Regions from separate parts of the Homo sapiens genome. Here region 1 is linked to region 2. A link is an interaction called in ENCODE POLR2A ChIA-PET data of the cell type or tissue named here. Cell type or tissue: MCF 10A. All regions are shown on one strand. Links, peaks and the distances in the headings refer to the core of each region. The heading gives the core; the rest is flanking DNA.

Region 1 (4,388 bases), core at 326-4,325, 77 kb after region 2:
GTTAATCCCTGTCTGCGGGAGGAAAGGGCCCAAGCTCTCCCTGGAAGCATAGCCCAGCCTCTGTTGTCCTGGGACCCCATCTCTGTAGGGAATGGAGATATTTACATGCAGACTCTCCACCGTTTCTGCGCTTTGACCAGCTGAGGCTTGACTTCCAGGACTTCCTCTACTGTCCTAAGCAAAGTGCTTCACTTCTCTGGGCACCTGCCACATAGCGCATTGTGGGAGTGCAGACAGAGCATGTGGGGCCAGTGCTTGGGTGAGTGCCCGGATCAGTGGCTGGACCAGTGTGAGGTGACACTGTTGCTGTTATTAATGATCCAATCTGTAACTTGGGATGTCAGAGAAGGGAGGGACCATCGGGGCCAGCAGAGTTAGAGGAGGGTGGCCTAGCACTAGAGCCACAGGCAGGACGAGGAGAGCCCCAGCAAAGACAGGGAGTGTGTATGGCTTGTTTACAAGCGGCACCCCACGGCCTGTGCTGTCTTGGAGCAGCTTTTGCTCTCGGTGGCCGGGGCTCTTCAGCCAGCTTTGTACACTGCCCTTCCCTCCTGAGGCTCCACTGGTGCTGCTCTGAGGCCAGGCAGGGTTCAGGGCTCCCAGCAAGAGGCTTGGCCTCTGCTCTGCCCTGCCCTGCCCTGGTATGCACTGTCTTCTGGGGCTCTTGCATTCTGTTCTGTCTGTTGGTCTTGGGGTTTCCCTGTCTAGTCTACCTTCTTTCTCCATAATGAAGGGAAAGGCAGGGCTGCTGCAGGGCATTCATGGTCACCAGCTCACTGTGGCCTCAGCTTGCCCCTCCTCCACCCCTCAGCAGAAAGGCTGCCAGGCCCAGCCATTGGAGGGTGTGATGAGTGGTAGCTGTGTGACTCTGGGCAACTTTCTCAACCTCTCTGATCTTCAGCTTCCTCAGGAATACATGTGGTGTAATCTGAAGCCGCCAGGAGGAAATAAGATGGTGATAAAAGCGTTTGTGGTAGCATCTTGCCGGGGACATGCTGAGACAGGGTACTTGCTGGGTGTCCTCGTAAGTGTGTGCAGAACCAGTGTTTCAGGAAGCTTCCGGGGAGGTGAAGGGGACATGGGTGACTGGCTTCCAGTTGCTAGTGTAGCAGACAGGGTGGAGTCCTTCTGGGTGTGGAGAACCCAGGGAAGGCAGAGAGGCCTGTTTCAGGGCCTGGCTGACTTTAGGATACGGTGAGATGCAGGGCTGTGGGTAGTTGGTACAAAGTGCAAAGTGGCTGGTCTGGTGTTGTGCTTATTAAAATAGCTTCTGGCTGGGCATGGTGGCTCATGCCTGTAATCCCAGCACTTTGGGAGGCTGAGGTGGGAGGAGGATCACTTGAGTCCAGGAGTTTGAGACTGTCCTGGGCAACATAGAGAGATCCCATCTTGCCAGGCATGGTGGTATGTGCCTGTAGTCCCAGCTACTTGGGAGGCTGAGGCAGGAGGATCCCTTGAGGTCAGGAGTTCAAGGCTGCAGTGAACTATGATCGTGCCACTGCACTCCAGCCTGGGTGACAGAGCAAGACCCTGTCTCAGGAAAAAAATAAAAATAAAAAAATAAAAAAAGGGCTTCCATTACCACGTGCTCACCATGCCCTGGTATCCTGCTAAGTGCTTTACATGGGCCTACGACATGCAGTCCCTAGAAGCACAATGAGGTGTGCCCTACTGTCCACCTGTCCACCTGGCAGGAGCAGGAACAGCTCCAGTATCTCCCAGGCGTGGCTCCCACGCCTCCAGAGTCCAGAGTCTGCCCAGCTCCAGAGTCCCACAGCCTCCCAGGTGGGCATTTCCCACCTCCCCGAGTCCCCCTGGCATCTTGGGGCCCTGGACCCCAGGGTATCTTGACTGGCCCCATCTACTATCTTCTCTAAGTGGGAGAATATGAGTGATGTGCTCACCTCTTTAAGCCTTGGTTTCCTCATCTGTAAAATGGAGCTTCAATAGAACCACCCCCGTTGTGGTTGTTACCAGGATTCAAAGAGATAGGGCATGTAAGGCTCCCCGCACAGGGTCTGGCTCACAGTAGGCAATAATTACACCAGTCCTCTATTGTTGCCGTCCTTATGCAGCCCCAGGGAACTTGGAGAGCCCTTGGCTGAGGCATCCAGCCTCTTTGCTGCCCTCTGGTGCTGAGGCTCAGTGTGGTCTTGCGTGGAGGAGGCTGGGATCGTGACCCTCTAGTTCCCTGTGCTCCAACCTGCCTGCTCTGATACACCTGCTGCAGGGGTAGGAATCGTCGGGGAAGGAGCCTTAGCCTCAAGGCCTGGCTTCTTGGCTTCCTGACTGTAATGACAGCTCCACACGTTCCACAGAGGTGATGGTGTTGACAGGTATTTGGGAAATACCAGTTTTCTTTCCCAGCATATTTGTCCTTATTTTTTCAGGACATGGTAAACATTTTATTGTCATCCTAGCTTAATTAAATAGAAAAAAGGTGGCAGTCTAGAATTTTGGTACATTTCAAATATATTTTATTACTTTCCATCTTAGAAAGAATATGAAACCTGCATGCAATGCTAATGGTTTCTGACATGTACATAGCATATAACACAGCAGTACAATGCGGCATATACTGGGGGGCAGTGTGTGGAGGGGGCGTTCTTAAGGGTATATGTACAGAGGAAAGGGCGCATGGTCATCTTAGCTTTCGAAAGAGGACTGCACTGTTTAACATTGAAGAATTACATGGGGAATCACAAATATATTGCTTTAGTACTGCATGTTCTGTTGTGGTGAGGGAAAGAAACATGCTTTGAAGGTTTTCCCTTGTCAACAGAATGTGTGTCTGTAGCTGTGTATTGCGCATGTATTCATATATTTTTAAGTTTTCTCCTAAGGTTTTTGCTGACAGTGTTGGGAACCTCACATGCTTCTGAAGCATTAAATATTGAACCTGTGAACCTTTCAGAAATCCTCAGGTTGGGAAAGACCCCACACCTTCTTTAAGGATCATTTGTCTCGCCATCACAGGATCTTGGAAATGTTTCCTAGGGTGTGTAAAAATTAACCAGGGGGGAATGAAGCACATTTTTCTGGCAACCAAACTTGAGTTCCTCAGAGAACAGATGCAGAGAGACCTGCTCCTGCTTGCCCGGCTACAGGGGCCACTGTGGAGTCACACTGAGGCTGTGACCGGCCATAAGCCCAGGAGAGCCCGTGGCAGCTGTGCCGAGGCGCCAGGACCTCTAAGCGGAAGCTTCCCAAGCTAGGAATGGAGCAACACTGCAATGAAATGTGTCCACCAAGCTCATTGTTCCTCCCGGGCGCTTATAAAGCTCAGATGTATAGTGACGTATGGACAAATACAAAAAAGCATTTTTTAAAAAGGAAAGGCATGAGTTTTCCCCTTTTTGATAAAAAGCAGCCTGTGATGAAGTCTGGAGCACAAGAGAGATGGGTCTCCCATCTGGAAGCCTTTCGCACGCAGCTATAAAATGTAAAAACTGACCGTTGGTAAAAAGTGCTTCATAACAATATATAATTTGTGTCTTATGCCTGTGAGAAAGAAAGGCTTTTTTTTTTTTTTTTTTTTTTTTTTTTTTTTTTTTTTTTTTTAATCTGCAAAGTCCTTTGCACAAGTCTCCCAACTGGTTTGGAGTTTTCCCTTCTGAGGTTTTTCACCCTATTCTTCGTAGACCCTGGGGAGAAAAAACACATGTGTAAGTGGCTCAGGACATGAGGCAGGCCGTTCACAAGATGCTGGCTAAGCGGCTTCATTCACGTCTGGTCTGCAGGGAATGCCCCTGTCCCAGAACTGCAGGAACCCCCAGGAGAAGTGGGAGGGATCCTTCTGAGGATGTGGTCCCGGGGACCATGAAAACTCACACCAGTGTGGCTTTGTCTTTTCTAACCATCTGCAATCTCACTTCTGCAATCTCATTTTGTCCTCAGAGGCCTATGGAACAAACCCGCTTTGCATATGAGGAAACTGAGGCACCACAGACTTAAGATTTGCCCAGTGGCCACCGACTGTTAGTGGCAGGAATGTAGTCTTTCTCTAGCATGGCGGGCTGCTCCCACACCTCCTTGTTTCTTTCCGCGTCTGTACTCAGCCTCTCTATTTAGAGAAAATAGCAAGGGTGGGAGGCATTCCCTTACTTGACTTAGGCTTGTATATTTCTTTGTATTTTGCCCAAATAATGCATGTCCTCCAGAAGAATGCTAGCTCTAGAAGCTGCTTCCTGGAGACAGAAGAGGTGGTTGGTGGGGTGGGGCAGTGGTGCAGGAGGCCTGTGCCCCTCAGTCCCTGCTCCTGGCTGCATTGCCTCATCTCTACTCGTTCCCAGCCCCACCTTCCCCTCACCTCTCAAGCTGTGCCCAGTTAGATATTTTGCTTTCTTCTAGTTCTGCCCCATGGCTGCCCTGGGGCCATACGTTACACT
Region 2 (4,388 bases), core at 317-4,316:
CCGCTGTCAGTGGAATAGATGAGTGAGTTGTGTGGTGCTCTGGGCAGGGAAGTCTCCCAAGGGCTCAGCGGTGACTGACTTTGGGTGTCAAGGAAGAAGCCTCCTAGCTTCTGGTAGTAGATCCTAGCCCCAGAGGCCATCCAGCCGCTCCTTTGTTAGAGCCGGAGTTTGTGAGGCCACAGCGCTTTCCCCACCTCAGACGCCCAATAGCATGCTACTGTGGTTATCCCCATCTTTCGGATGAGCACATCCAGGTTTAAAGTTGCCGTCGCCTGCCAAACAGTGGCAGAGCCAGGATTCGAGCCTTGGCAGTTGATTCCTAGGGTCTATTATGAGTTTGTTACAAACCGAGCTTCTTTCTTCTCCAACCCCACCCCCACCCGCAGCTCTGGAGACCATTTCTCCAGGCTGGGGGACGCAACCTGCCTCCCGAGAGGCGCGTCCCTGTCGCCTCAGGCAGGTGCAGGCCGGGCGGGCGCGTGGGGCGGGGCAGGGGCGTTATCTCCTGACCGAAGAGGGCCGCACATCTGTTTATCTCTGAAGCGGCGCTGGATTGGATTTCTCGATGTTTATCTCCCTCAGAGGAACAGCGCGCTGGGGCTGCGGAGAGCGCAGCTGCGGGCCGGGCAGTGATTGACAGGTCGGGAACAGGGCCTCCCGCCCCTCCTCCGTCTGGGTGGGGGGCGCTTGGCTGCCCACTGCGCACCCCATCCTAGAGCGCTGCAGGTGAGCATGCCGGCGGCCAGGTGCCTCCGAGTTCCTCGGTTACCCGGCGCTCAGGCCTGCTCCTCACTAGGGACCACTTAGCTGAGCCAGAGAGATTGCAGTGTTGACTTAGTGAGGCAGTCTAGGGCGGGGGTGGGGAGCGGGAGAGGTAGCCAGTGAAAAGGTGGATGAAATCCTAATGAGTCAATTTCCTAACCTGCCAGAGAGGCAGCCTAGGGGAACCACGGGAAGTGCCCTCTGCTCTCAAGAATGCCTGGAGCTAAGAGGGGAGCCTTAGTACCCCGAAGAGGTACTGGGAGAGGGAGCTTCAAGGCCATGAGTAGGGCTGCTTCAGGAGGCTGTGAGGTCACAGGAAACCCAGAGTTGAATGTTTGTCTACCTTCCCTAGCTATACCCCCTACCCAAACCAGGCGACCTCCCCACTTTCTTCTCCATCATTGCGGTTTGTACTTATGTACACACCCATCTGGCATGGTTGTGTGGTTGATGAAACTGGGCTCCTGCGGGTAGGGCTGGAGCATGAAGTAGTGTTCAGGCAACACTTGTTGCTGGTTAGGGCTACTGGACCTTTGAGGAAGCAGGCTGAACCGTGGTGTTGCAACTATTGTTCACAAGCCACCTAGGATCATGGGAAAAGTCATCTGGATTTTGATCTTTTTCATGCTGGGGCCCTACTTGGTACCTGTATGTCCTGGTTTATTACATGAATGTCAGCATATGTTGTTGACCTTAATTCTCCCTGCCCCAGTGGCTGCCTTAGAAATGTGGCATGTCCCTCTAAAGCTTTCATTTAGTGCCCTCATTCCAGCCAACATCCAGCTGCCCATTTTTCACTTTCCAGCCCACTTCAGAGTGGGCTGGATACCCTTTGTGCCCCTGACACTAAGGGACAAGTAAGCATGTCTTATCCCTTGTAATGGTGGTCTGAGGTCTGGAATGACTGCAGACAGGACACTCAGGAGCAATCTGAGCAGTGCATACTCTGCCAATTGCTGTGGACTCAAACTCTATAGAGGACATTGGTTGGTCTTATATATATGCTGGCCTGGCAGTGTCGATGGCCCTGTATCTTCAGTGATGAGATACAGGTGCCTGGATTTATCATTTCACCTAGATTATATATAGCTGGCTAGTGGCAATAACCCCACAATAAACTGGTGTCACTTTGATGGGTGAATGGATGGTGGCTGGCCCCATTTGGGACAAATTTCCACCTCCTCAGGCAGAATGGGCACCAACTCTGTGTGTGGGCAGGAGGGCCATAGATTGTTCCAGAGTGCCAAGAAGTGCAGACTCCTGGAAATGAAGCAGGAAACTGGTGTGGGAAGCCTCTGGTGTCCTTCTAGCCCTGTGTTCTAATGAACGTTTAATGTCAGGTGGGGCGAGTGGTCCGTGAATGCTACCATGTTAGTTTCCTCACTTTTTATGTTGTCCTACAGGAGCAGAGCATGGCTCGTACGAATGCTTATCAAATCAGAAACCACAGCTTCCATGGAGGGCCACCAGCAACAAAACTGGTTCTCATACAACGAAAAATGAGGCAGCCCAAGGCCGCAGTGTGTTCTGCTGCGTGTGTATTTACCTTTTCCATAAGCTGCGCTGCACTCAGGCATGGTTCTCCCTGGCTGGGACCTCTGTAGGGAGACCAGAGTGCCAGGGAAGGTCTTACCAGTGCCCTATTTCTTGATGATGAGTCATGATGAGGCTATTACAAAACAAAGCCTGTTTCAAGAAATGAGTAGTTTTGGCTGATTCAGGCTTCAAGACTTGAAATCTGTTTCCCTTTTGTGAGTTAGAGCAGCTCCTGTTAGCAGTGGCCATTAACGTTGGTGTCTGCCAAGACAGAGGCCCAAGCAGGCCAGGGCAGGCACGGCTTTCTCTTCCCGACTATCACACACAGGTGGAACTTAATCCATGATTCCCTTTATTTCTGAAACAAATCTTTATGTTTTCTTTCAGAAGAGACCTTAATGGCCTCTTACCAAGAAGAGGCTTAAAAGGTTTTCTCTCTAAGAACCAGGTCCTGAACATCTTGAGGTGAAGAGTCAGGAATGGGAGGAATTTAACCACCCAGAGTTGCTGGCAGCTGTGAGGGGAAAGCCTGGAGCCATGTTTGAGAAACAGGCTCCACAGGGGTGGCTTAACTGAAGAGAGGAGAGCAGATCATGAGGCTGGAAAGATGGGCTTGGGGAAGGACTGAGGAGTCAGTGCATAGCCCTCTCTGTCCTCTGGAGCCTTGAGAATATTCGCTTTTAGAGACAGATAAATGGAGAATATCCCGGGCACACCACCAAGCCCTGCCAGGAGCTGAAGCCAGGGCTTAAAGCATCATGTGTGAAGGTCCCTGGGCGGTGCCCTGGAGAATCCCGGCAGAGGCTTCCTATCTCTGGTTATTGTTTCAGCTCTCCACATACCGCTAGTCCCTCCATCATTTAGGCCACAGCATTGTGCTGGCTGTGGCTACTCCCTGTTTCCCATCCCATTGTAACAGACCCCTTTTCGACCAAGTCCTTTCAGTTCGAACAAGAAGACAAAGGCTGGCCCTCCAAGGAGAGGCTTCTCTTTCTAAATATTTACCCTGCTGCCCTGATTCATCATTAAGACTTCCTTTGTGTGGAGCTGCACAGGCACAAGTCATTGCCCCCCAGCCCACCATGCTTGACATGGCCAGTGGTTCAAGCCTCCCTGTCCTTCCCTTGCCTCCTTTAGGGGTAAAAGATGCAGAGGCTTGAACCACTTCTCCCTTCCTGCCTTCTGGAGAGGCCCTGGGCCAGCCACTGGCTGGCAATGCTCAAGAGGTGCCTCTGACAGTGCAGGTTTACTTTCTTTCTTTTTTTACGTGGTCAAAGGATATTTGAAGATTGAAAGTTCACTAAGCATTTTAGGAACTCATTCCAAGGCAGCTCACATTCCTTCAACAAATGTTGATTGAGTACATGTGTGAGATGGGCCTTGTCTTTCCTTCCAGAGCCCTTAGAACCCAGCATAAGCCTGATGCGCAGAAGGTGCTTAGAAATACCAAGAGAATCACAGAGCAGCCACGGGAGGAAGTCATCAGACAGAGAGGAGACTCCTTGCCTACCCTAGCAAGCTCTTCTTCTCACAGTTTTACTGCATATGGTTCTGACGTCACTTCCTAGGCAGGTTTAGCTTTTTGTTTCTGTAGAAGACATTTTCTGGAAAACTGCATAAGTTAGGTTGTTGTAAATTGGAACCTTGGAATTGTCCCAGACTCCTAGAAATGGGATAAGAGGTGCAAGAGTCCTTATCCAAGTGGTTTAAACAGCAGTAAACATTTGTTGTCTCACTGTTTATGTGGGTCAGAAGTTTGGAAATGGCTTAGCTGTGTGGTTCTGTTGTGGGGTGTCTCATGTGGTTGCAGTCAAGATGTCAGCTGAGGCTGCAATCTTTTGAAGGGGTGACTGGGAATGGAAGAGCTGCTCCCAAGATGGCATGCTCACATTGTGGGCAGTTGGTGTTGGCTGTTGGTGAGGGCCTCAGTTCCTCACTTTGTAGACCTCTTCACTGGGCTGCTTGAGTATTCTCAAGACATTGCAGCTAGCTGGCTGCCCCCAAAGCAAGTGTTCCAACAGTGGCAAGGAAAATGCCACAATGTCCTTTCTGACGCAGCCTTGGAAGTCATAGTCCATCGTTTCTGTAAC

The links. Peaks named below come from ENCODE experiments on the same cell type or tissue, not always from the same donor. Only the 100,000 strongest peaks of a DNase experiment are listed, where the experiment ranks them.
Region 1: POLR2A ChIA-PET joins it to region 2 with 6 read pairs; 3 of 35 experiments call an interaction of 5 or more read pairs at or near these places.

What each region holds. Positions count from the first base shown.
Region 1 is chr5:135,568,225-135,572,612 of GRCh38, forward strand. It overlaps CXCL14 (C-X-C motif chemokine ligand 14), which reads right to left. Exons shown (of 4, transcript NM_004887.5): 4 at 2,455-3,644. The coding sequence ends at 3,629. Among named protein-coding and RNA genes, the nearest start is that of CXCL14, 8.6 kb to the right of the region's middle. RefSeq lists enhancers at 95-1,024, 1,757-2,257. In MCF 10A, for the core only: a CTCF peak has its summit at 2,149 (motif pointing left); a DNase peak (open chromatin) is centred at 2,117.
Region 2 is chr5:135,491,180-135,495,567 of GRCh38, forward strand. No RefSeq gene overlaps it. Among named protein-coding and RNA genes, the nearest start is that of TIFAB, 41 kb to the left of the region's middle. RefSeq lists an enhancer at 1-176. In MCF 10A, for the core only: CTCF peaks have their summits at 948 and 1,151; DNase peaks (open chromatin) are centred at 892, 1,232 and 2,462.